Linked DNA regions of Homo sapiens: region 1 is linked to region 2. The links are chromatin loops, found by intact Hi-C in ENCODE. Cell type or tissue: K562. All regions are shown on one strand. Each heading gives the region's core, and the rest is flanking DNA. Links, peaks and the distances in the headings are about the cores only. Region 1 has its middle 91 kb from the start of MIR4464. Region 2 has its middle 130 kb from the start of MAP3K7.

Region 1 (11,957 bases), core at 2,197-10,196, 55 kb before region 2:
GTAGGAAATCATTTGAGTAGCAAGATTCTCCAACCCACGTAACACAGGACCTGATTTGCAGAACTTTGTTTAGACATAGCATTTCAAGAGCACGTTTTCTGAACCATAAAGGAAAGTAGGGTTCTAGATGAATAATGCCTTTTCACAGTGTCTGAGTCACCTCACACCCCTCACCCTCATCTGATAACGGCCCTTGGCAGATCTGCCCTTTTGCAGGGGATTCCCCAAGGCTCTCACCTCTTGCCTGCCCCTGTGTGTGTGACTGCAGCAGGCACAGGGTTGCCAGGCACCAGAATATAAGCACAGAGCTGGAGGAAATGGGAGGAATGATAGGGCAAGTTTATGGCAGTGAAACTTCCTGACAGTATGCATTTATGGGAATATCATACACATTTCACCTTATGATGGTATTTTTTATGCTGACAGGAAGATAAAGCTGGGCAACAACGGAAAAGTTGACTACCAAGGTAGTGTTGAAAAGGAAAGAGTTTGTTTCAATGAGACATTCTCATTATAGATGTTGGCTTAGTCCAAGCTTCTGCCTCCTCTCCCATCACAGAGGTTCTCTTCTTCTAATATATTGTGGAGGAGGGGGGTTTGTATCAGTGCAAACTGTACTGCCTCTCTCATGCTCTTGCTTCTACAAACACCCCTCTCCAAACAAGGACACCACAAGGGCGTGACAAGCGGTGCTCATCACAGCCTCTAAGCTTCAACATAACAGGATTGTCTTTCTCTTCAGTTAGATAGGGACATTTAGATAGAGCTTTGTCCCTCAACAATCTATTGAAGAGAGCAAAAGCAGTAGAGGCCCAACAGAAGTTCATTTTGGAACTTGCTAAATTAAAAGTAAATAACACTCAGCATATTAAATGCCCTCTAAAAATATGTGAAAGTACTCAAAGGCCTTGGCATCCAGGAAGTTCCCTGCAGGATGTCCACCTGCACTCCAGTGCTAGCTCTGGGAAGCTGTATGAGCCTGGTAAGTCTTGTGCCTTCCTGGGCCTTGGTCTCCTCCTCTGTTAAATATGTGATTTGGACCTTCCTTCTTTCCTTCCTGCCTTCCTGCCTTCCTACCTTCCTTCTTTCTCTCCTCTCTAGCTCTCAGTATAGAAACCCTTTCTTTAGATGCGATCTCTTAAGAAAGGAAAACTAATATATATAAGAATATTAAGCATGAACCTTCTCTGGTTAAGCGAAGCAGGAGAGAGGTCGGAAGTATATGTTTCCAGAAGCCCCTGAACCTCAGGAACCTCTAGGCTCCAGTTGGAAAAGCCCTGTAGCTGTGTTATTTCATGATCTGCAAACTCTCTACGAGAGCTGCTTTCCTAGTCTTACCAGCCAAAGAAGACGTAGACTTTTCTAGCAAGGAGGACAAAGAGTTCGGGAATATCCATTTCAGTCAGTTTTCAAAACAATCTTGTATCATTAGGAGAAACACAAACTTGGGTCTGAATCCCTATCCTTTAAAGGACTCCTACAGACTTGGCTTGGGGTTCCTAACTGCAGGGAAAATAAATCCTCAATCATTTACCTTCATGACATAGGAGACCCAATGATCAACAGTATTTCTCTGTATAATCTTCTTTCTGACAAGCTCTCCAAACAAAAGAAAAGAGAAAGAGAAATGGCCATAGGAGGGAAGACTTTCTTCTAGGGCATTTGAGAAGATTGTCAGACCCAGATGCGAGGCACCACCTTTCCACCTTATGCCTCATTAATGGAAATAACGCAAAAGCCCAGATCTAAGGCAGAGCTTCCCACCTATGAACCTGCATCTCAATCTTCACCTTCCAGGAACCAGACAGTGTCTTCTAGGCTGATTACTTCCAGTTTATCTCATTATGATGTCCACATATTATAGCTCCCCTCTCCCTTGTGATGAGCATGGAAAATATCAGTGACTCCAAATCCCAATTCTTTCACCTTAGAAAACAAATCTGAGAATCCCTCTACCACCAAGCACAGTACCTGGATACAACAGGCACTCATTAAATGTTTGCTTAGCCAATGCAAGGATAAATGAATGAAATTCCTCATCCCTGTATTCATTTCTGAAGACCTGCTGGTGAAAATTTAGCTCTAAACATCTTTCAGATTTATTCCACTGAGGTATGAAAAAGGGAAAATAAATGACGATGCAAGTGAAGTCAGGAGCTGGCACAGAAAGTGCAATTGGATTCTGCTTCCCCCGTAATTAAGTGTGCCCAATGCTGCTGACTTAGGCGATGACAGCGTGCAGCTTGCCTGCCCACCATGGGTGCGTGGGAGGACGGGCAGCCCTCAGGATACCGCTGCACAACACGCTTGCCACCTTATCAAGATTTCCACAGCCACAGGAAGATTTCTCAGCCCGCCATGCCCCTGCGGACTGCCCTGTGCTATCATCCCCCTTCCTGGCTGAAGACACGCTGGCTGTCACCTCTTCTCCTCCCCGGAGATGAGCATCTTTCCTGGGCCTGCCTTGGTGTTTTGACAGCCACTCCATGTCCCCGCTGCTCAGAGAGGGAAAGCCACTAGGGAGGCCCTCGATGGAAATATTACCCCCTGTCCAGGGTAGCATGGGCTTGATCGCGCCTGATTATTTCTGATCACTGTCACTGGGCCAAGAGCACAGTGAAGTCAAGAAAGAAATGGCTTCATTAGTGTGAGTGCAGAGGTCTGGGAAGGCAGCAGTGGCGTGGAGGACCTGCTTTTGTGAGGGCAGTGAAGAGAGAGGAAGGAGTGGTGTCTTTAGATTGAGGTATCTTGAGATTCCTGCTTTCTCCACTCACTTCAACTGCCCATATAGGTTCTGCAGGTTCCAGAAGGTTCTAGAACTTGCACAGGATCGAACCTATAGCTTCTTATGGAACAAACACAGAATCAAGAAAATCTGGTGGCAGTCACCTGGTTTAACTCCTTTGAGCTCTAGACCAGAAATTAAATAGTGCTTAATCTGTTACTTTAAAGAAGCCTAGTTCTAACTTTTCCTCAGCTTGCTCCCTCTTTTGACTAGGATCGGAAGGGTGGGTGCAAATGGCCAGCTCCCCGTAGGTTTGCCTCTTTGAGCCCTAAGTTTCCCACCACTTCTCTGCACTACAGGCTTTGCCCAGGGTGGGATCCTCAGCCCAGGAACCTTGTTTGTCCTCCTCTTGATGCGGGTGCCTGCTGCCCAGCCACACACCCTCAGATTCATTTTTAAAGAAACATCAACAGCTGTTACATAGCAAATGAGCCGTTCAAAGAGCTGGGATGACTTTGAAAAAGGGCTTGAGGACAGCAGTTGACCTCTGATCGTCTCCACTCAGATGCCCTCTCCCTCCTACCCTTTCTCCCCGTCCCTGTCCTCTGCTCTCCCAGCGAGCCTGTCTGCTCTTCAACCCTCCTCCCTGCCCGATTGTGCTGTCTCTTCAACACCTCCCATGTTGCTTGATTCCTAAAATAACATAGGGGAAAACATTTGTTTGTTTGTTTTGAGACGGAGTCTCCCTCTGTCACCCGGCTGGAGTGCAGTGGCACAATCTAGGCTCACTGCAATCTCCGTCTCCTGGGTTCAAGCGATTCTCCTGCCTCAGCCTCCTGAGTAGCTGGGACTACAGGCACATGTCAGCATGCCTGGCTAATTTTTGTATTTTTGGTAGAGATGGGGTTTCACCATGTTGGCCAGGATGGTCTTGATCTCTTGACCTCGTGATCCACCCGCCTCGGCCTCCCAAAGTCCTGGGATTACAGACGTGAGCCATCGCGCCCAGCTGAAAATATTTTTTTAAATAAAGAAAATGAATCCTCAAGCCAACTGCATTGTTTCGGTTGTTGATTTCAATGCTATCCTCGCTGGACTTTTGGTGGGAGTCAGCGGTCCGTTGCGAGGAAGCTAACCTCCCCGGGCTGGAGTCTTCGGGGAGGCCCGCCGGACTGCCCCGACACTCACCATCCTCATTGAGGACTGTCCCTCTCAGGAGAGCTGCGACTGAAGGACAAGTGGAAATCCTCTGATCAGAAAGTATAAAACAGGACACCTTTTCAGCATCAGATTTGACTAGTAAGTAACCCCGCTTCTCTGGGCTAGGCCACCAGCCAATTCCTCAATGGAGGGCAACCAGTGCGTGAGGAGCAGGGCTTAGGAATAATTGGGTCACAGCTCTAAGGCTCCTTTCCTGACTGGGGTCGTTATTTCTAGCTCTTTGCCTTCCCTACCCATGGTAGGATTGTACTACTGAACCTTTTGTGACTGTGTGGGACCACGTGTTGATTCCAGCCAATGACAGTGCACAGATGTGATGTATGTTATGTCCAGACTGGAGTATTTGAATATCAGCCTGAGAACCTCCACACCTGTTTTTCCTTCTACCATAGGAACGTGGTGGTTGCTCTATTAGCCTGGGTGCCAGAGAAAGAGCAATGCAGAATTGAGTCTTCAGCCAAACTGTGATGAATAGGGAGTGAGACTGAGAAATAAACCTTGTTTTTCAGTCACTGAGGTTTTGGGGTTGATACTGTTGCGCAGACTAGCCTATCCTGCCTGATAAACAAGGTACCACTCTCTGCCCCACCCTCTTCCTCTTGACCATAATACCAGGAGTGTTTCAACCTGGGGAGAAAGGGCAGTATTTCTTAGAAGAGAGGGAAGCCCCATCAAGCTCCTGGCACGGCGTTGGCTTCATTGAGCAGTTGAGAACCTATGGGGAGGTGTTAAACCAGCTCACTTGGGTTGAATTTTGAAGACCGCCCAGGACCAGAAGCTAACTCCGAAGCAGCTGTAGAGACTGACCTAGCACCCTGCTGGCATGCCCTGGGAGCCCAGGAGCTGGGGTGTGGGCTACCAGAGCTTTCTGAGAGCTTTGCCATTCACGCCCTGGGTTGTTTGGCCCTGTGTGTGTGAGCTGGTGGGACTGCTGCCTGTGTGTTGAGACAGGAGGTGGAGAGGCAGGAAGAGGGAGGAGATGATTTGTGATGTAGCCCTCCTAAAGTCAGCTAGGCTGACTAAGTATAGCATGCCATCCTGGGTCACAGCCCTCCCTCCCTCCCTCCTTCCCTCCCTTCTTTCCTTCCTTCCTTCTCCCTCCCTCCATCCCTTTCTTCCTTTTTTCCTTCCTTCCCCTTTTCCTCTCTCCCTCCCTCCCTTCCTTCCTTTCTTCCTTTTTTTCCTTCCCTCTTTCCACCTTTCTTTCCTCCCTCCCTCCCTCCCTTCCTCTCTTCGTTCTTTCTTTTATTCAAGAACTATTATTGAGCATGGACCACATCCCAGGCACTGTGCTATGTCCCGGAAACACAGTGGTGAGTAAACCTATCATAGCTGTGGCCATCCTGTAGCTTAAGTTCCTACAGAGATGAGGCCAGTGATGTTGGACGCAGAGGCACCCAGCCACATTTTCAATGGTGGCTAAAGAATGCTCCCAATGACTGTGTAAATGTGTCCTGTCAGAACCATGGGGAATCTTTTCTGTCCCAATGCCCCTCCATGTCCAGGTAATAAATATTTTCTCCCCTCAAGGGAATCACCTCTTGTCATCTTTGCTCCTCTGCTTGGAGTTTTCTTCATGATCCTTCCTGGTAGTTACTTGCGGCTTTTTGCTATTCTGCCCTTTCCTTTAGTTCGTCTTAGTAGGTGGCCCATTTCTGACATTTCCCCACAGTCTCTTGGCTTCTGCCACATCCCATGTCCTCAGCCTCATAGCCCCCTTGGACTTCCTTCCTCATTACAACTAACAGAATTCACAGTTCTTTCCCCTGGCGGCGGCTGTCTTCCGCTCACCTAGCATCGTGGATAGCTCTGCTCCACATGTGTTCAGCAGCGGAGCTGGGCCGCGGCAAGCCTCCCTTCAAAGCTGACATCCTGCTTGTGTTACTAGTCTGCATTATTAAGAAGACCTCTTTGACAGTCAGTGTCCAGTAGGAGCCTGCTAGAGGAGAGAGCAGCAGCGTCTGGGTCTGGCCCAAGTCTCACAGCTGGAAACAAGGGAGGATCTTATCTCTGCTCTTTCAGCATGGCCTAGAGTTTGATGCAATGTGTAACGTGAGCCTCCCAGTCTCCTACCAGCTCCCCGGAGGCTGCAGACACCATGCTCATTTGGCTTCCTCTCATTCTTCTCTGCCACTGCCACGCCACTACCGCTAACAGGCATTACCACGTAGAGGCAAGGACAGATGTCCTTGGCATGAATTCTTGTTCCAGCCCTTCCTAGCTGTGTGATCTTCACTGTAGTATTTAACTCCTCTGTGCCTAAATTTTTCTTCTGTGAAACGCACATGAACTAGTACCTAGTTCACAAGGTGTTGATGATAAGAAGACCCACATAAAGTGCTTATCCCCGGGTCTGTATCTGGATTCTGGCAGCGGGTCAACCATAGCCCCTGCAGGGCACTTCCCACCCCCAAGCTCTCACTCATGAGCATGTACACATTCCAAGCATTGTGCTGGGTCACCTTACATAATCAACCACTCCACCACAATGCGTTCATTGTGCATTGCAAAAGCATTTCAAGACTTCACTCTTGAATGTTTTGTTTTAACGTGACATTAGGTGACACTTTGCTTCATTTTGCAAAGAAATGTAAAATCTGCCTAGTCAATTGGAAGTGGAACTCTGTTCATTGATAATATCAATCAATTTCATGAATTTGTTATTATCAACCAAAGAATAATTACGTATAAATAACAAGCCATTGTCTAGAACTTCAAATGTAGAAATAATTTTTAAAAATCAGGTTTCTAACATGCTTACTGATCCTAATATCAGAGAAAAAATAAAGGTCCATTAATTTGTAATATCTTTTACTTGTTGGTAGTTGTTGTTTTTCCTGATTTAGGAAAGATAAGAGCCTAAGTTATTGATGCTTTCAAACTTTGAGAAAAATATTTTCTGGAAAGGACTTGTGGCATCTGACATTGATGGGGTTCAACATGCTACACCCAAATATGGTACTTTTGCGTATTGAATATTTTAAGCTGAAGGAATTTGAAAAAAATTGCGGAAGCAGAAAGATCTCCCTGGCCTTCCCTGCCCTTCCTCCCTGAAGGATTTTCTGACCTTTCCTAGGAGCAGGTCATAAGACGCTCATGTAAGAGATGTGCTCCCTATACCAGAGGAAAGGAACAACCTCATCTCTGAAGACACAGGGACACAGAGAAGAATCTGAACAAACAGGCCTTGCTAAGTCCCCTCCGTCCCCTAGTTTATTACATTAAATTCTGCCCTTTTTGCCCTATCATATTTCTCCACAAGTGTCCTCTCTTTATCTATCAAACCTAGCATAAAAATACACAGATTTAACCATTTCTTTGGATCCTCATTTCCTTATGAAGACTTCTGTGTCATGTAAAACTTAAACAAATGTGCATGCATTTCTCTCTCTCTTTTTTTTTTTTTTGACAGGGTCTCGCCTTGTCACCTAGGCTGAGGTGCAGTGGCATGAACACAGCTCACTGCAGCCTCGACCTCCCTGGCTCAAGTGTCAAGTGACCCTCCCGCCTCAGCCTCTGGAGTAGCCGGGAGCACAGGCATGCATCACGCCTGGCTAATTTTTTTTTTTTTTTGAGATGGAGTCTCACTCTATTGCCCAGGCTGGAGTGCAGTGATGCGATCTTGGCTCACTGCAACCTCCGCCTTCCAGGTTCAAGGGATTCCCCTGCCTCAGTCTCCTGAGTAGCTGGGATTACAGGCACCTGCCACCATGCCCAGCTAATTTTTGTATTTTTAGTAGACACGGGGTTTCACCCTGTTGGCCAGGCTGGTCTTGACTCCTGACTTCAACTGATCTGCCTGCCTCAGCCTCCCCAAGTGCTGGGATTACAGCCATAAGGCACCATGATGCTTGGCTAATTTTTAAATTTTTTGTAGAAATAGGGTCTTCCCGTGTTGCCCAGGCTGGTCTTAAACTCTGGGGCTCAAGCAATACCTCCTACCTCAGCCTCCCAAAATGCTGGGATTATAGGCATGAGCCACCACATCCAGCTGCATTTCTCTTTTTAATCTCTTTATTGTTTAGGGATCTAAGGCACTTTTCCTCCCCTACATCTTTGAGAACTTCTGTAACACTAGATTTATAACCTGATTTTCTGGTAAAAGGCATCTCAACAAGTATCAGAGAACTATCCAAAGCTGATGCATATTTATCTGAACTCCTTTATGTCAAATCTCTTATCATCATTGAAATCTTTAGTTTTTTATATATATATATATAAAGTATATATGTTATATAAATATATGTTTTATATATGTGTTGTATATGTTATATAAATATATACTTTATTTATACACATATAAAGTATAATACATTATATATATTTTATATATATTATACATATATACGCACACATATATAAAACTTGGGTGTGTTTACTTATAAACAACACTAAGCAGAGTTTCTGCTGACAGACCTGTCAAAGGCTGGCTTCCTGAACATTACCACCAGAGCCCTTTAATAAGCAAAGCAGAGAGTATTACTCACCATAGTACAGAAGAGCAAACACCATCTAGGCAGAGCTTTGGCAATGACTCAGAGGAGAAAGGTGACATCAGAATTTCTTGAAAATTGGAAGTTTGTTAGCAGTAAGATCAGTGGAAAGAGGAAGGTGGGGATTCCGGGAGGAGGGATACAAAAAAACTTAGGGTGAAATGATCTGCTGATGCTTTCCTTTGAAGGGTTGAGGAATTTTTTGTGAAGTTTGGGCAGCGGTCCTGCAAAAGCAAAGTCGCGTTAATGTAGACAGTGAGAAGTGCTTTCAGCTCTTGGTGCCCAGGCTGAGTGTGGAGTAGATTGTCTTGATTCTCACACCTAGGAGAAGATCTGCTTCCCTGGGGCTGGAGTCCTGGGGACTTCTTTTGTCACAGGCTTCAAGTTGCAGGCGTGTTTTGATTGGGTTGGACTAATGCTGTTTTGCTTTGGGCTGGTCTATTGCCACCATGAACAAAATCAAGCTTCTACTGCAAGGAAGAAAGAGGGAATGAATGGCCATTGATCAGGCAACTAGTGGTGTCTGTTATTGTGAATAGGTGGGGAGATAATTGACCCACAGAGAGGTCCTGCCTGCTACAGGCCATGTATCCTCTGGGGCCTGGCTGTGGTAAGGCTCTGCCTCGGCACTGCTGCTGTCTTTTCCCTAAGCCCAGTGCGCTGACTTCCAGGGTCACATTCTGCGGAGTTGTAGCCTCTTATCAGCAGGCATGCCCTGTCAAGATGATAACTGTGGCAGGATACATTGGCTTGCTCTCAGGTCAGTCCAGCCTGGTGCTGGTGGGTTTCTTCATCTCATTGCATTACCTCATCTCATACCAACTTCTGCTCTCCCCACACTCCAGCCACACTGCATTCTTGTGCCTCTAACACTTTGACTCAGTTCTGCCTCAGGGCCTTTGCACTCGTTGTGCATCTGGCTGGGAACACCCTGGCTAGGGTTGTCTGCAGGACTCCCATCACTCAGGTCCCAGCCCCACTGCCTCCCCTGCAGAGGGGCCTTTCCTAACTGCCCTTTTAAAAGTGGCCTCTGCCCCCAGAACATTCCGCTTATCACCCTTCTTTGCATCAATCTTTCTCTGAGATTATATTGTTTACCACTTACTAATTTGTCTCCACATTAACTGGAATAGAAGCTTCGTGGGAGTCAGATCTTGTCTGTTGGCTTCACAACTGTAGCCTCAGCTCCTAGAAAGGGCCTGTGGGGGTCTGTCCCACAGACCCTGACCCAACAATGGATGAATAACGTACACTGACACAGATATTATGCTTGTCAGTCCAGCTGAGGGTCTGGGCCACTTACAGACTCCAAGGAGAGTGCTGTAAAGAGTGGCAGCTGTGGCACCCCTGCCTCCGCGACTAGCTGGCCCTGCTGGCATTTATTCAGCACATGTTAAATGACAAAGGCTTTGTGTCAACACCATTAGAGGGTAATCAACCTGGTTGCCTTCCCCACCAAGAGAGCCATCCTGCCCCGGAATGATCAAAAGTTAGTTTTAGGACCACATGAGTAAACAAGTTATTTAGATAAACTCCTCTACATTCCTATACATCTACTCGAAGTTATTTATTCAAGGTAAGGATTAGGCTGCTTTCAGCCATAACCCTATCCTGAGACTTTTGCAAAAACCTTCTGGCATTCCAAGAAGATTTGTGTCTATATCGTACAACTTCATCTTAAAATTTTTCCCACTAGCCTGACTGAACTCCCACAAGGGCCCAGGATGTAGGCATGATGAAATATTTAAAAATAATATCAGCTAACTTTTTGATTGTTTATATTGTACCAGGCACTGTTCCTAAGACCCTAAATGTATTATTAGCTCGTTTAATCCTCCTAACACACTTTATTATCCCAGTTTTACTGAGACACAAAGAAGTTAAATGGGATCATAGACTTAGGAAGAAGCAAAAGCAAAAGTAGCATAAATTAAGTGTACAATAAATATTTATTTAAAAAATTTTAAATTCCTTTATTTTTGTTCCTGACACCCCTGTCCAGGCAGCTTCTATTGTTTGATAGCACATAACAATCTCCTGGCACAGGTAGCTTGCAAAGCCTAATGCTTTCTCTGTCCCTACCTTCTTAATTTTCCAAGAGTACTAGTTCACATTTCCTTCTAAAGTTTTAACACACAACAATAGCATGAATATCAAACATCTGAAGGTTATTTGACAGAATTATCCACAACAAGCCCATTAACACTGCATCTTATTTTATTTTATTTTATTTTTTTGAGATGGAGTCTCACTCTGTCACCCAGGCTGAAGTGTAGTGGTGCAATCTCAGCTCACTGCAAACTCCGCTTCCTGAGTTCAAGCAATTCTCCTGCCTCAGCCTCCGGAGTCGCTAGGATTACAGGTGCCTGCCACCACCTCTGGCTAATTTTTGTAGTTTTAGTAGAGACGGGGTTTCACCATGTTGGCCAGGCTGGTCTCAGACTCCTGACCTCAATGATCTGCCTGCCTCAGCCTCCCAAAGTGCCGAGATTACAGGCATGAGCCCCCATGCCTGGTCTTGCATCTTACTTTAATTTGATATATGATACACATCACACACACATTACAAGATCTTCAATTAGATTATAAATGCTTATCCTCAAAATTCATCTGTATTAGAAGACATTACCTGGGACTTTCCACTCCATTCTCAACATCCCAGCCAAGTCAATATCTATCTACAAACACACCATTCTGTGATCATGTCTCATCCTACTTCCCCTTATCAGTGTGACCTTAATTCAGGCATAGTCCTACCATGCTGCTGCTCTCCCAGGCCTCTGTCTGCCCATGGGAGTGCTATTTCCCTTGGAAGTTCCCTTTGCCATTCTCTGGCCTTTTTCATGGCAGTCCCACTGCTTGGAGGCCGCCCTTCCTGCACGCCCACCTGCTTCCACATGTTTGGAAGCGCTTATTCACTTAGCAGGAGACATTAAGTATTCATCATTTTATTCTGCAATTATTCACTGATGCCCGGTGCCCATTATACAGCAGGCCTAAGTGCTAAGAAAACATAAATGAGAAAAACAGACATGGTGTTTGCCTCCTGAAGCAAAGTCTCCTGAGAGACAAATCTATTAATCAAAGAATCAACTGAATAGTGAGTATGATGAAGGAGTTACTGGATGTTATGAGAGTATGTAATGGTGGCCTGATCTAGTCTAGAAGAGTAAGGCAAGGCTTCTTGGGCCTTCTAGCTGAGATCTGAGGATGATTTGCGGTGAACTAGGTGAAGATGGCAGAGGGAGTTCCAGGCAAAGAGAAGAATGAGTGCAAAGGCCCTCAGGTGGAAGAGAGCACACGACCTTCCAAGAAGTAATAAGAGGCCAGAGTGACTGAGCTCAGGGAGCAAGGAGAAGAGCCCTGAGAGGTGAAGTGGGCAGGAACTACATTGAGCAGGGCCTTGGGGTCTGTGCTGCTACTACCACTGGGAAAGTTTTGGAAGGATATGGGCAGAAAAGAAATGATCTAATTTACATTAATGGCTAAAGTTTGGAGAACAGGTTAGATGACTCCAG
Region 2 (11,957 bases), core at 2,221-10,220:
AGACTATGTAAATATCCTATTGCTCATCAAACTTTTACTAGTTTTAGCACCCATTGATGAATTTCTAAATACATCACTTCTATGTTTATTATTTGGAATTCAACTATAAGGAAGAGCTTTCCTTTCTTCCATTTATTATGTTAAAAAGAGATCATAGGAAAGTAAAAATGAAGCAAGGAAATCAGTTAGTAGGTTGTTGAAGTATGCCACAGGAGAGGTAATAATGGCTTCTACCAATGTGTGTTGGCAGAGGATGGAGATAAATGGATAGATTCAGCCTATGTTTTAAGGTGAACTTGAGAGTTTTGTCAATGGTTTGGATGTGAGGGTGATGCAAAGAAAGTTATCAAGGATAATTTCTAGATTTTTTGTCATAAGCAAATGGTACCATTTAATGGCTCCAGTTGGTGGTACCATGATGGTGCCATATATCGAGATAGAGAAGACTGGTGGAGGAACTTTGGGAGGGAAAATCAAAAATTTTGATTGGGCACAAGTTTCAGATACTTGCTTAACATCCATGTGGCAGTGCCAAGGAGTTCAAATAGCTGGTGCGAGGGAGAGGGAGTGATGGGTATATACATAATATTTAAAGCCACGACACTGAGTGAGACTAATGAGTGCAGACGAAGAAGAGGTCAGAGCACAAATCCTGAGCTACTTGAAGAATCAGAAGTCAGGAAAATGAAGCAAATTTGGCAAAAGTGCTGGACAAGAGGCAATTAGCAAGGGGGAAGCAGAACCAGGAGAGTGTGTTGCTGGGTAGGAGAAAAAAGGATTTTAAAAGGAGGGAGTGGCAAAGGCTGCCGACTTCTGCTGAGAGCTCAAGTGTGATGAGGACAGGGCTTGCAGGTTGGACTCTGCAGCATAAAGAGCGAAGGGGCTGGAACTCAGCAGAAGTGGGTTGAGGGGAGAATGCGAGGTGAGGAAGTGGAGGCAGTGATAATAATCAAGGACTTTAGGAAGGTTTGCTGTGAAGGAGAACAAAGTAAAATGGTGGGAGCTGGGCAGGAATACATGGTCAAGAGAGTTAATCTTTTTTCTTTCTATTATTTAATATGAGAGGTAAAGGATCATACTATCTGTTAGAGAAAGTAAAATGGGTGATGCTGAAGAGAAGAAAGAGAGAAACAAAGTCCCTGGGAAGGATGATGGGAGCTGAAAGCTGGTTGGTTTCTGTGGGACACTTGATCCTTAGTAATAAGAAAAGGTCATCAGGTCCGTAGGGTGGTGGTGGGGATGCAACATGATGAGGGAGGTCTTTTTGGTTGTTTCAGTTTTGTTGATGAAGTGTGAGGCAAGGTCGCCAGCTAGAATTGGAGTGGGGACAATGTGAAGAGAGATGTGAAATAGTTAGTTTGAAGAATGAAAGAGTTAAGAGATGTGGAGAGTGTATAGGACTATGAGGCATCACTGAAGGCCAATCTGAGATTTGTGGCCATGAATTAGTGAAACTTGTCAGGAAGTTGGGTTAAAAGAAAGTTAAAAATAACATGTGTGTCTCACACCACTGCTCTCAAAGCACTTTATTTATTTATTTATTTATTTATTTATTTATTTATTTATTTATCTGAGATGGAGTCTCACTCTGTAGCCCAGGCTGAAGTGCAATGTTGCAATCTTGGCTCACTGCAACCTCTGCCTCCCAGGTTCAAGAGATTCTCCTGCCTCAGCCTCCTGAGTAGCTGGGATTACAGGCAGCTGCCACCAGGCCCGGCTAACTCTTTTTTGTATTTTTAGTAGAGGCGGGGTTTCACCATGTTGGCCAGGCTGTTCTTGAACTCCTGACTTCAAGTGATCTGCCGCCTCAGCCTCCCAAAGTGCTGGGATTACAGGCGTGAGCCACCGTGCCCGGCCTCAGAGCACTTCTGACATGCGCTAGCTTGTCTAGTCATCATATAAACTCCCCGGGTGTGGGAAGGTACCTCCCCTTCATAGATGTGCAAACTATAGCTTAAAGAGATTATGTTTCCAGCCTGAGCCACATAAAACATCTGACTCCAAAACCTGTGCTCCTTCCATCACACCAGCAGCTATGGAAGTGACTTTACAACAAATACAGTCACAGAAACAAGTAAAGTGTAATTCAGATCCACTGCTGGTTTTAAATGATTTGATAGGCTGGGAGTGGGGTGGCTCATGCCTGTAATCCCAGGACTTTGGGGTGCCTAGGAGGGTGGATCACTTGAGGTCAGGAGTTCGAGACCAGCCTGGCCAACATGGTGAAACCCCATCTCTACTAAAAATACAAAAAATTAGCCGGGCGTGATGGCAGGTGCCTGTAATTCCAGCTACTTGGGAGACCAAAGCAGGAGAATCACTTGAATCCGGGAGGCGGAGGTTGCAGTGAGCCGAGATCATGCCATTGTACTCTAGCCTGGGTGACAAGGGTGAAACTCTGTCTCAAACAAACAAAAAAAGAAATGAAAAGAAAAGGATTTGATAGACCGACAGATGAGGCTGAAACAGAATGTGACTGGAGGGTTTATTGCTGGTGATTCATGATAGGATAATTGTTACAAAGATTCTTACAACATGTCTCAGAGAAAAATATGGTTGACAAATATGGATAATAAATGGTGCTAACAGAGCACAGTGGTTAAGAGGGTGGACTTTAGCATCGGCCACATGTAGGTTCAAAGCCTGGCTCTACCACTTACTGGCTTTGGGACTTCGGGCAAGTAATTTAACTTCTCAAACTCAGTTTACTCATCTGTAAAATGGTCATAATAACAGTACCTTCTCCCACTGAGTTGTAGTGGGGATTACATAAAATAATTCATATAAAGAATAGAGCATAGTCATTGGTATACAGTTAGAACTCTTCGAAGCTATACCATTATTACTACTAGTGAAAACTAAAAATGCAATGTAAAGATGGGTTGCCATAAATTGCACCAACAGATATTATATTGTGAATCCTACTAATTATTTTTCAAAGGTGGGCTGATGAAGGAATTAACACAGTACTCCACAGTTTTTTTTTTTTTTTTTTTTTTGGAGACAGGGTCTCACTGTGTCACCTAGACTAAAGTGCAGTGGTGTGACCACAGCTCACTGTAACCTTGAACTCCTGGGCTCAAGCGATCCTCCTGACTCAGCCTCCTGAACAGCTAGAACTGCAAACGTGTGTTACCACTCCTGGCTTTTTTTTTTTTTGGTAGAGACAAGGTTTTGCTATATTTGCCCTGGCTGTTCTTGAACTCCCGGTCTCAAGTGATCTTTCTGCCTCAGCTTCCCAAAGCTCTAGAATTACAGGCATGAGCCACCATGTCTGGTCTCCATGTATTATTATACTGGCATTAATAAGTCACTCCTAAGATTTTTTAGCAATAACTTCTACTGATTATATTAGAATTGAAGCTTAATTGACAAGCCAACAGATTTGTCCCATTAAACAAACATTTTGCTACTGGATAAAACAAAAAACAAAAATCCTCCAGATATTTATACATATTTATTTTATGCACATAAATGTCTCATTTAAAATCTATTCAGGAAATATAAGCAAGGGGGTAACTCTGACAGAGAAGCTACAGATAGTGTAAAAAAATTTAAAATTCAGAGGAAAACATGCAGTGGGTCAGCAATGTGAGGGATTCTCATCTTACCATATGGATACTTTACATTGTGAGGGATGCAACACACTATAGCAACCTTTCAAAAGGCGAAGAGTCAGCCGCCTGCCTATCATCAAGATAGCTCTGCTCTGCCATATGTGATTATGTTGGGCTTAGCTCATGGGACGTATACTAGCATATGAATTTCTATCATGGTTAACTGAGTTAGTAAAATAAGATAATAATGCAGCAATTCTGGTATTTCTGGTCCCTGCACAGAAATATCAGAATTCAACACAGGTTGAATGAGGTTAATCTAGACCATGTGCTGTGTAAAATTAAAGTAGAAACCTGTATAATTTACAGTAGAGGGTTGCATATAAATTCTGTGTTTTATGAAGCTTGATAACTTTTTGTAATTATGTACAATAATTCTGTGTTTTATGAAGCTTGATAACTTTTTGTAATTATGTACAATAATTCTGTTGAGTTAAAATAGTAGAGCTATGCCAGGCTGCCCATAAAGCTATTGTACCTTTCCAACCTGACTCTTGGAGGAGTTAGTTATGTAGGAGACAGAGTCTGCTGAGCTTGGGTCCCTGTTAGGGAGGGCTCCATTGTAGTTCTCCTTTGGTACACAGGTAACTGGGGAGCTTTAAAATTTTGTAATGCCCTGCCCTCACTAGAGGTGTGTGAAGCTGGAAGCTCTGGGGTTAGAGCCCAGGCATGGGTGTGTTTAAAAGATTCCACTGTGATTATGATGCACATGTGCACACTAAAGGTCAAGAATTGCATCTAAAGCAAATCTCTCAGATTTAATAAACTGCTATATAAATATATGTGTATATACACACATTCATAGATACATATTCATTTTCACTAAAATAGTTAGGATTATCTAATGTCTACAAAACTAATGCTCTTGAGAGTGTGATTAGGAAGTCAAAGTGACTGAGTTTTTCTGGTACGTCAGCAAGGTATTTTAGAAGCTTATCACAAAACTCTTTATCAGATAAGAACGTTTTCAGCAGTAAGCAACAGAAAGCCCATCTGAGTCACTGAAATAGATAGAAAGGTATTTTTTCTTACAAAACTAAAAAGTCTGGGCCGGGCACGGTGGCTCACACCTGTAATCCCAGCACTTGGGAGGCCACGGCGGGCGGATCACGTGAGGTCACGAGTTCGAGACCAGCCTGGCCAACATGGTGAAATCCCATCTCTACCAAAAATACAAAAATTAGCTGGGCGTGGTGGTGGGTGCCTGTAATCCTAGCTACTCGGGTGGCTGAGGCAGGAGAATCGCTTGAACCTGGGAGGCAGAGGTTGTAGTGAGCCGAGATCACGCCATTGCACTCCAGCCTGGGTGACAGAGCAAGACTCCATCTCAAAAAACAAAACAAAACAAAACACAAAAGTCTGAAAGTAGGCAGCTCAAGGCTGATGCAACAGCTCAACGATGTTGGTAAGAACTTAAGGCCTTTTTTCGTTCTCTTCTGACACCCTAACCACGTTGGCTCATGACTTCATGGGTACAACGTGGCCATGTTAGCTCCATGCCTCATGCCTCCATTCATGGCAGGAGGAAGGAAAGTAAAAGTTGCACTAGCCATGTTTTTATCAAGAAAGAAGCTCTTTGCCCACATCTTTTTGGCCAGAACTATATCTTATGGCAATCTTTTGCTGGAAAAGTGGCTATTTAGCTTTTCTTGTCCCCACAGTGGAAAAGAAAGAAAAAGGAATGAGGGTTAGGAAAGGCCAGCCCACACTGATGACCACATTTTGTAGGTCTTTCTGCATAATCTATTAACTTGCTTCTCTGGCATTGGGGAAAGTGTCTGAATATACCTTCCCAGATCATTCCATTTTTTCTTACTACTTTCATTACTGCCACTATTTTTATTTAAAATGGCAACAGAAGCTGCAACTGCCATTTATTGACTACCTACTGTGTACCCGGCATTGTGCTAGCTGACTTTTCTACCTTGCTTCCAATCCAGTTACAATAATCCCCACTGCAAGATGATCACTGTCCTTATTTCACAGATAGGAAACTGAGGCTTAGAGATGGTAAATGATTTGCCCACGACTATATATGAGGAAATTACAGAGTTAGGATTTGAACTTGAGTTTACATGGCTCTAAAGCCTATGCTCTTCCCAACAGAGTCACTGCCTCTATACCTCCTACAAAAATAGGCTGGAGTAATCTACACAGGAAAGAATATACATTTTTCATAATCCCTACACGTTCTTTTTATAGAGGCTTCAAGTATTACTCACTTGCTGCTCCCTTACAACTCCCTGATGTCATTTAAGAGAAAAAGTGTCATCCTGATGTTGAAGATATCACCCGAGTGCTGTCTGGAACTGAGTGGGGGCAGCCAGTTCACCCTGGGACTCTCCACCGGCCCCTGAGTACAGCAGTCCCCTGTGTTCTTGTGCATCTACAGGATGACGCATTGCTTGGCAGGTTCTTATTCATCTTTCCAGGAACTCAGAGAGGTCTCTGGGAAATATGGGAGGCAAACAGTTTGAAAAGCGAAAGTGCTATGGTCATATTACTTCTACAGAAAGCAGCTTTACAGTGGCAAGGTGAAGCCCAGGTTCCTGGGAGGGGCCCAAACTGGACAATGGTAAAATGAGCAGTGAGCAGCATGTGGCAAATTGGCAGCCCTGGGTTCCACGCTTCTGCACGGCACAGGGAGTGGACCTACTTGAGGCAGAGGGTACCGGCTTGTTGAAGTCTGATCTTTGGGCTTTGTGCCAAGGTGCAGCAGACAGAACTTCCGGTGGCTCCTCAGATGGAACTTTCTGTAGAGAGAGAGCCAGCTGCACTTGGGAATCTTTCCTTCTGCTCCAGAAAACCTATGGGGATATTTTTCTACTGGGTTTATAAAGCCAAGGTCCCCTAGCTTTACAGACCAATCTCTCAGGGCCTTGGGATTCTCCAAAATGCTTCTGAAGTCTTTGCTATATGGTCCCTTGTGGTCAGAGGTCACACGTGGGTGGAGGCAGCCTCTGAGGGATCTGCTTCAAACCGTGGAAGGGAAGCCCAGGTAAATATAACAAGATCTGCAGGCTAGTCAATGCTTAGTATTCTCTTGAGACTCAAAGGCAAATCAGAAGACATTTTCCTAATTTTGACTCATGCAAATCTTCAGTGTTGCTTGTGATTGTATGCATTAATTGTTTACTGTCAGGAGGCAGACAATCATGGGTGACCCAGGGACAATGCATCTTCTGTTTACCAACAAGCTCCCAGGAGGCTCTAGCTCCCTTAGGCTGGTGTGAGCCAGAATGGGACTTTCTTTCAGGTTTGGATGGCTTTGGGCAGGCGGCCCCCATAAAAACGCCCTGGGGACTTGGAGCCATAAACATGCACACACTCTTCCTTTGGCCATGGCAAACAAAGAACATCCTTTAGTTTCACTCTGTCTCCACCTTGCCTGCAGCATCTTTCTCCACCAGCAAGGAGTTCCACATGTCAAGACTTTAGTGTCGGCTGCCTGCAAATCCTGTAAAACGGGAAGTGCAGGGGAGAGATTTCTGTACTCAGAGGTCAGCCTAGAGCTCTGCCATGACCTCACAGCCATAGTAAGCTACATGAAACTCCAGAAGAGTCTCACATTACTTGCTTCTAATAATGGGGCCCTGACATTTCTAAGTTCATCAATTTATAACTATCACTTCTCTCCTTTTCAAAGGGTAACAATTCAGATAAGGTTGTAAATATATGAGGGTCCTCTGAGCTCGTCCTCCAGACTCAAAATTCTTTCAGGCTTTTCTTGCAAAGCAGTGGAGGACTTGGGGTTTATCAAATTTTCCATTCCTATTTTTGTTTTTCCCTTACAAGGAAATAACCCAAATCGCATAGCTTTTGCCATTATGTCCTCCAATATGTCTCATCCCTTATTCCCTCTCAAGCCCTTAATTCTCTGTGACTTTTTGCTCTTTCAAGGAGAAAATCCTTAGGGTAGGGATGAGAAAGGAGTTCACTTGTCCTGCAAATGGGCCACCCTGCCCCAGAGGCAGGAACAGCCTGTCAGTTGGGGATGTGGTGCATAATTTTCAGTCATTCTGAGTCAATATGCATTCAGCAAGTTTCCTTACAATATCACCATTTCTATCCTCTTGTCTTCAGCAATTCAGCAGGAAATTAGCAGCATACCGCCTTCCCACAAATGCGGCAGGACTGCGGGGTGAGGGTGGGGGGCGAGGTGTCTGGTTTACCACAGACCTCCAACAGGCGAGTCACCTGAACAGCTTAATTTGAGTACAACTTAAAAAAAAAAAAGCAAGCTATAAAGTCATTGCAGGCACTCTATGTGCAGTAAGAACAGAGGGTCCCTAAATCCCCTAGTGGAAGATACATTTGGAGATGTCTTTCCAGCTCAGGATAACTCCCTCTTCTCTGGGAATGGCTTTCACCTTTCCACCCCATCCAGAAACCATGCTTGCTTCGTGGGACCCTGCCTTCCCTAGTGACAGTTGATTGAACCTGAGGTGGACACCTGGGGGTTTCCAAGTCAGTCTCTGTGGTGACCAGAAGTCTTTCCTCAAGTCTTACCTTCTCCCTGGGGTTTACTCTGCCCATGTTTAAAAGTGCATCCTGCCCACAGCACCCCTACCTCCTGCTCCGGATCCCCTCTTACTCCACCCCATCCTTCTTTCTCTACAACCCTTATAATCTAACAAGCTATAAGTGCTCATTGGTTACACTCGTGGTCTACCTCTCCTACTAGAATGTAGCTTTGTTCCTGATGCAGCCCAAGCACCCACGCCAGTGCCTGCCACTACGATACACAAAAATTAGTAGTATCCCAGCACTTTGGGAGGCTGAGGTGGGCGGATCACTTGAGGTCAGGAGTTTGAGACCAGCCTGGCCAACATGGTGAAACCCTGTCTCTACTAAAAATACAAAATTATCTAGGCATGGTGGCTCATGCCTGTAATCCCAGCTACTCGGGAGGCTGAGGCAGGAGAATCACTTGAACCTGTGAGGTGGAGGTTGCGGTGAGCCGAGATCGCACCTAGCCGAGATCGTGCCATTGCACTCCAGCCTTGGCAACAAGAATGAAACCTCGTCTGAAAAAAAAAAAGTTAATAGTTAAATAAATGAATTGGAGTTAGGGTGGTCATATCCTATTCTATGGTTCAGAGGCCAACAGGAGAGCAGAGCCTTTTCCCAGAGCTCCAATCCTTTCTTGAGTCCAGGCTTCCCTCCTGCCCTTAGATTTCATGAGTTCTTGTAGTAAATTGTCTCCTTTTCCCCCTTAAGCTAGCTGTAGTTAGTTTCTATGACTAGCAACAAGGGGCTTGCCTAAGTAAACAGACAGACAGAAATCCCAGGCTTCCTAGAACTTACATTCTAGTGGAGATGAGTTTGGGAAACACTAAGGGGACCAACATGGCAGGGGCCCAGTAAACAGGAGAGAAAAGTAGTGGGAGGACCAGGAAGCAAATGAGCAGGGTGGAGCCCTGTGGATACTTGTAGGACTTTGCCTTTTGGCCTGAGTAAGATAGAAAGCCACTGCAGGTTTCGAGCAGTTTTGTATTTTAAAAGGGTCCGGCTGGCTCTTGTAAGAGCTCAGCCTAAGGATTGTGGTCGGCAGAGTGGAAGCAGGAATTCCAGTAAGGAGCCCCTGCAATAATCCAGGAGACAGAAGGTGGCCCTGAACAGGGTGGCAGCTGAGGAGAGGGCTGAGAAGTGGCCCAGTTCTTCACAAAGAAGGCAGAGCTAACACCTCCAACACCTGAGGCCCCATTCTCTGGAATAGTAGAGTGTGTATTTTGCTGTGTTGGAGCAGCTGGGCTTTTGATCCACTGTATCCTGCCGAATCCCCAGCCCACGCCCTCCCCGTCCCCCAGCCGTGGCCTCTCCTTCCCCTTGGTGGGGCTGAGCACACACCACTAAGTAAAATCCTGTACAAGGCTGCACATCCCTTTCCACCTCGAGTCCTCTTGTGGGCTGTTTGCTGAAAGGGAAGACTTTTCCTTCTTTGGATGTGCATGTGTGAAATAGACCTTGAGTGGCAGATTTGGATCTAGTCCTGTGCTTGGCTCTGATTCAGTCCTCAGTTTTCTCATCTGTGAAATGAGAGGCCTGATCTCCAGGATCACTCATGAGCTCTCATAGGCTATAATTCTGAGGCTCTGAGGACTGAGTGAGTCCATCACTGAACCCAGGTAAACCAAAGGTTGCATCCTCCGTCATAAAATAAGCAATAAATCACTGCAGTGGTTCCTGGAATGATTCAAGGAGCTCAGCCTTGCCTGGGGCCCACAGCTACTAGCCATGAAAATGGTCTGTGATATATTAATAGCTGGAAAGAAGACAGGTTACAGAAATGGACGCTTATGTTACATTTATGTAAACAAACAAAATAAGGTCCATGAAATAATCCTAGTTTTAGCAAGGGTCCTCTCTGCAAAGCAAAGTTATAGACTTAATTTTTTTCCTTGAACTTTTCTACATTTTCCAAATCTTTTAATATGATTTAATAGATGCATGTATATATGCATAAGTTACATACATTCATACGGTGGTCTTTATTTTTTTTTCCTCTTTTGATTGTTCCTTCCTGCCCCTTTTCATTCTACACCTTCAATATCCATACCCCAACCCAGTCCCCACTGTGATAGCCCAGAAAGCCATTGTCTACAATGAACATCAGTACTACTTTGGCAGTCACACAGCAGTCAATCATTAATTCATTTATTTTAAAAAGTGACAGCAAGTCACAGCCTCAAAGCCTCCACCTAACATGGGAATCATTCTGGCTCTGACCCATTTTTGATGGGGAAAGGAGTAGATGACCAAACCTGAGACAAGAGCATGGGGAGATTTTTGTTTCTTGTTTCCTGAATGAAAGTGAAAAACCCTAGGAATAGGCCAGGCACAGTGGCTCATGCCTGTAATCCCAACACTTAGGGAGGCTGAGGCGGGAGGATCACTTGAGGTCAGGAGTTTGAGACCAGCCTGGCCAACGTGGTGAAATCCTGTTTCTAAAAAATACAAAAATTAGCCAGGCCTAGTGGTGCACGCCTGAATCCCAGCTACTAGGGAGGCTGAGTCAAGAGAATCACTTGAACCTGAGAGGCAGAGGTTGCAGTGAGCTGAGATGGCACCACTGCACTTCAGCATGGGCAACAGAGTGAGACCCTGCCCCAAAAACAAACCAAAATAAAACCCCTAGGAATAATAGTTGGCTCCTGTTTGTTACATAAGCAGACAACAGAAAGTGAGTAGCTTTAGGCTTTCCTATCAGCCTTTGACTCAGGGCAAACGACCATGGGACATGCAGCTCCTTAACATATAGTTTTGCTAAGGAACTAGGAAGGCCACATGTGTGAGATTGGGACTGAGGGGTTGGGTGGTAGCATGCCACTTCCTGAGCCATGCTGCCCTACAACTTTATTATAGAAACTGCGAAATGGTTAGGAGATACCCAATCGGTCAGTCACTCTAGCCTAAAAAGCCAGGCTGGGTGGCAGGTAAGCCTTCCCCAGTGAGGAACAGGATGTGTGGGAGGCCCCATGTAACTGGGCAGGATGTTCACTGGGTCACTTCCTGCCAAGGAGAGTTACCTTGATGAGACTCAGAGCACTAAACTCAGGGCTATCCCAGTCCTCTGAATCTGCTCTAGAACACATATTTTTATATGTGCATATATTCACATGTATGTGTCTGTGTCTATTTTTTTCCTTCTTCCCTTTCACATCTCTGACTGGGACTTTGCTGGTGGTGGGAAGAAATGCTTGTGTCAACTGAAAGGCAGGAACATCGCATGTGGCAGCTGCTGGGTGCCCAGAAACAGGGCTCCAGGAAAAGGTGCGGACAGTGGGGACAGACGAGCTGAAGGCCTTGAAATTCCACAGTCCACCAGGAGGAAGTAGATAGAAACACAGATCGTAGCCATGAGGGACCCCAGAGGACATTCATTCTAGCCCCTGTCTTTGCAGGTGAGGGAATACACCCAGAGATGTTAGGAAAGCCCCACTCTTCAGTAGCTCAATGACCACAGATTAGACCCACACACGTCTGCCTGCTTCAGTGAGAAGTGATGGTTTTTATTAAGAAGAGAGGAATTAAGAAGACATATATTCTTCTTCTGTCATAAGAAAACAATTTTTTTTTTTTTTTTTTTGAGAGGGAGTCTTGTTCTGTCATCCAGGCTGGAGTGCAGTAGTGTGATCTCGGCTCACTATAGCCTCTGCTTCCCAAGTTCAAGTGATTCTCCTGCCTCAGCCTCCCGAGTACCTGGGATTACAGGCACACACCACCATGCCTAGCTAATTTTTGTATTTTTATTAGAGATGGGGTTTCACCATGTTGGCCAGGCTGGTCTCAAACTCCTGACCTCAGGTGATCCGCCCGCCTTGGCCTCCTAAAGTGCTG

What was found. A loop is a pair of places that touch in the nucleus more often than their neighbours do. Peaks named below come from ENCODE experiments on the same cell type or tissue, not always from the same donor. Only the 100,000 strongest peaks of a DNase experiment are listed, where the experiment ranks them.
Region 1: a loop joins it to region 2, with 4 times the contacts of the local background. A loop is called at or near these places in 7 of 110 quality-filtered maps.

What each region holds. Positions count from the first base shown.
Region 1 is chr6:90,397,883-90,409,839 of GRCh38, forward strand. No RefSeq gene overlaps it. Among named protein-coding and RNA genes, the nearest start is that of MIR4464, 91 kb to the left of the region's middle. RefSeq lists an enhancer at 9,601-10,137. In K562, for the core only: a CTCF peak has its summit at 5,876; DNase peaks (open chromatin) are centred at 5,949, 6,329 and 8,449; H3K4me3 peaks cover 370 bases.
Region 2 is chr6:90,452,528-90,464,484 of GRCh38, forward strand. No RefSeq gene overlaps it. Among named protein-coding and RNA genes, the nearest start is that of MAP3K7, 130 kb to the right of the region's middle. In K562, for the core only: no CTCF peak of the experiment used is centred there; DNase peaks (open chromatin) are centred at 5,964, 6,544 and 9,022; H3K4me3 peaks cover 338 bases.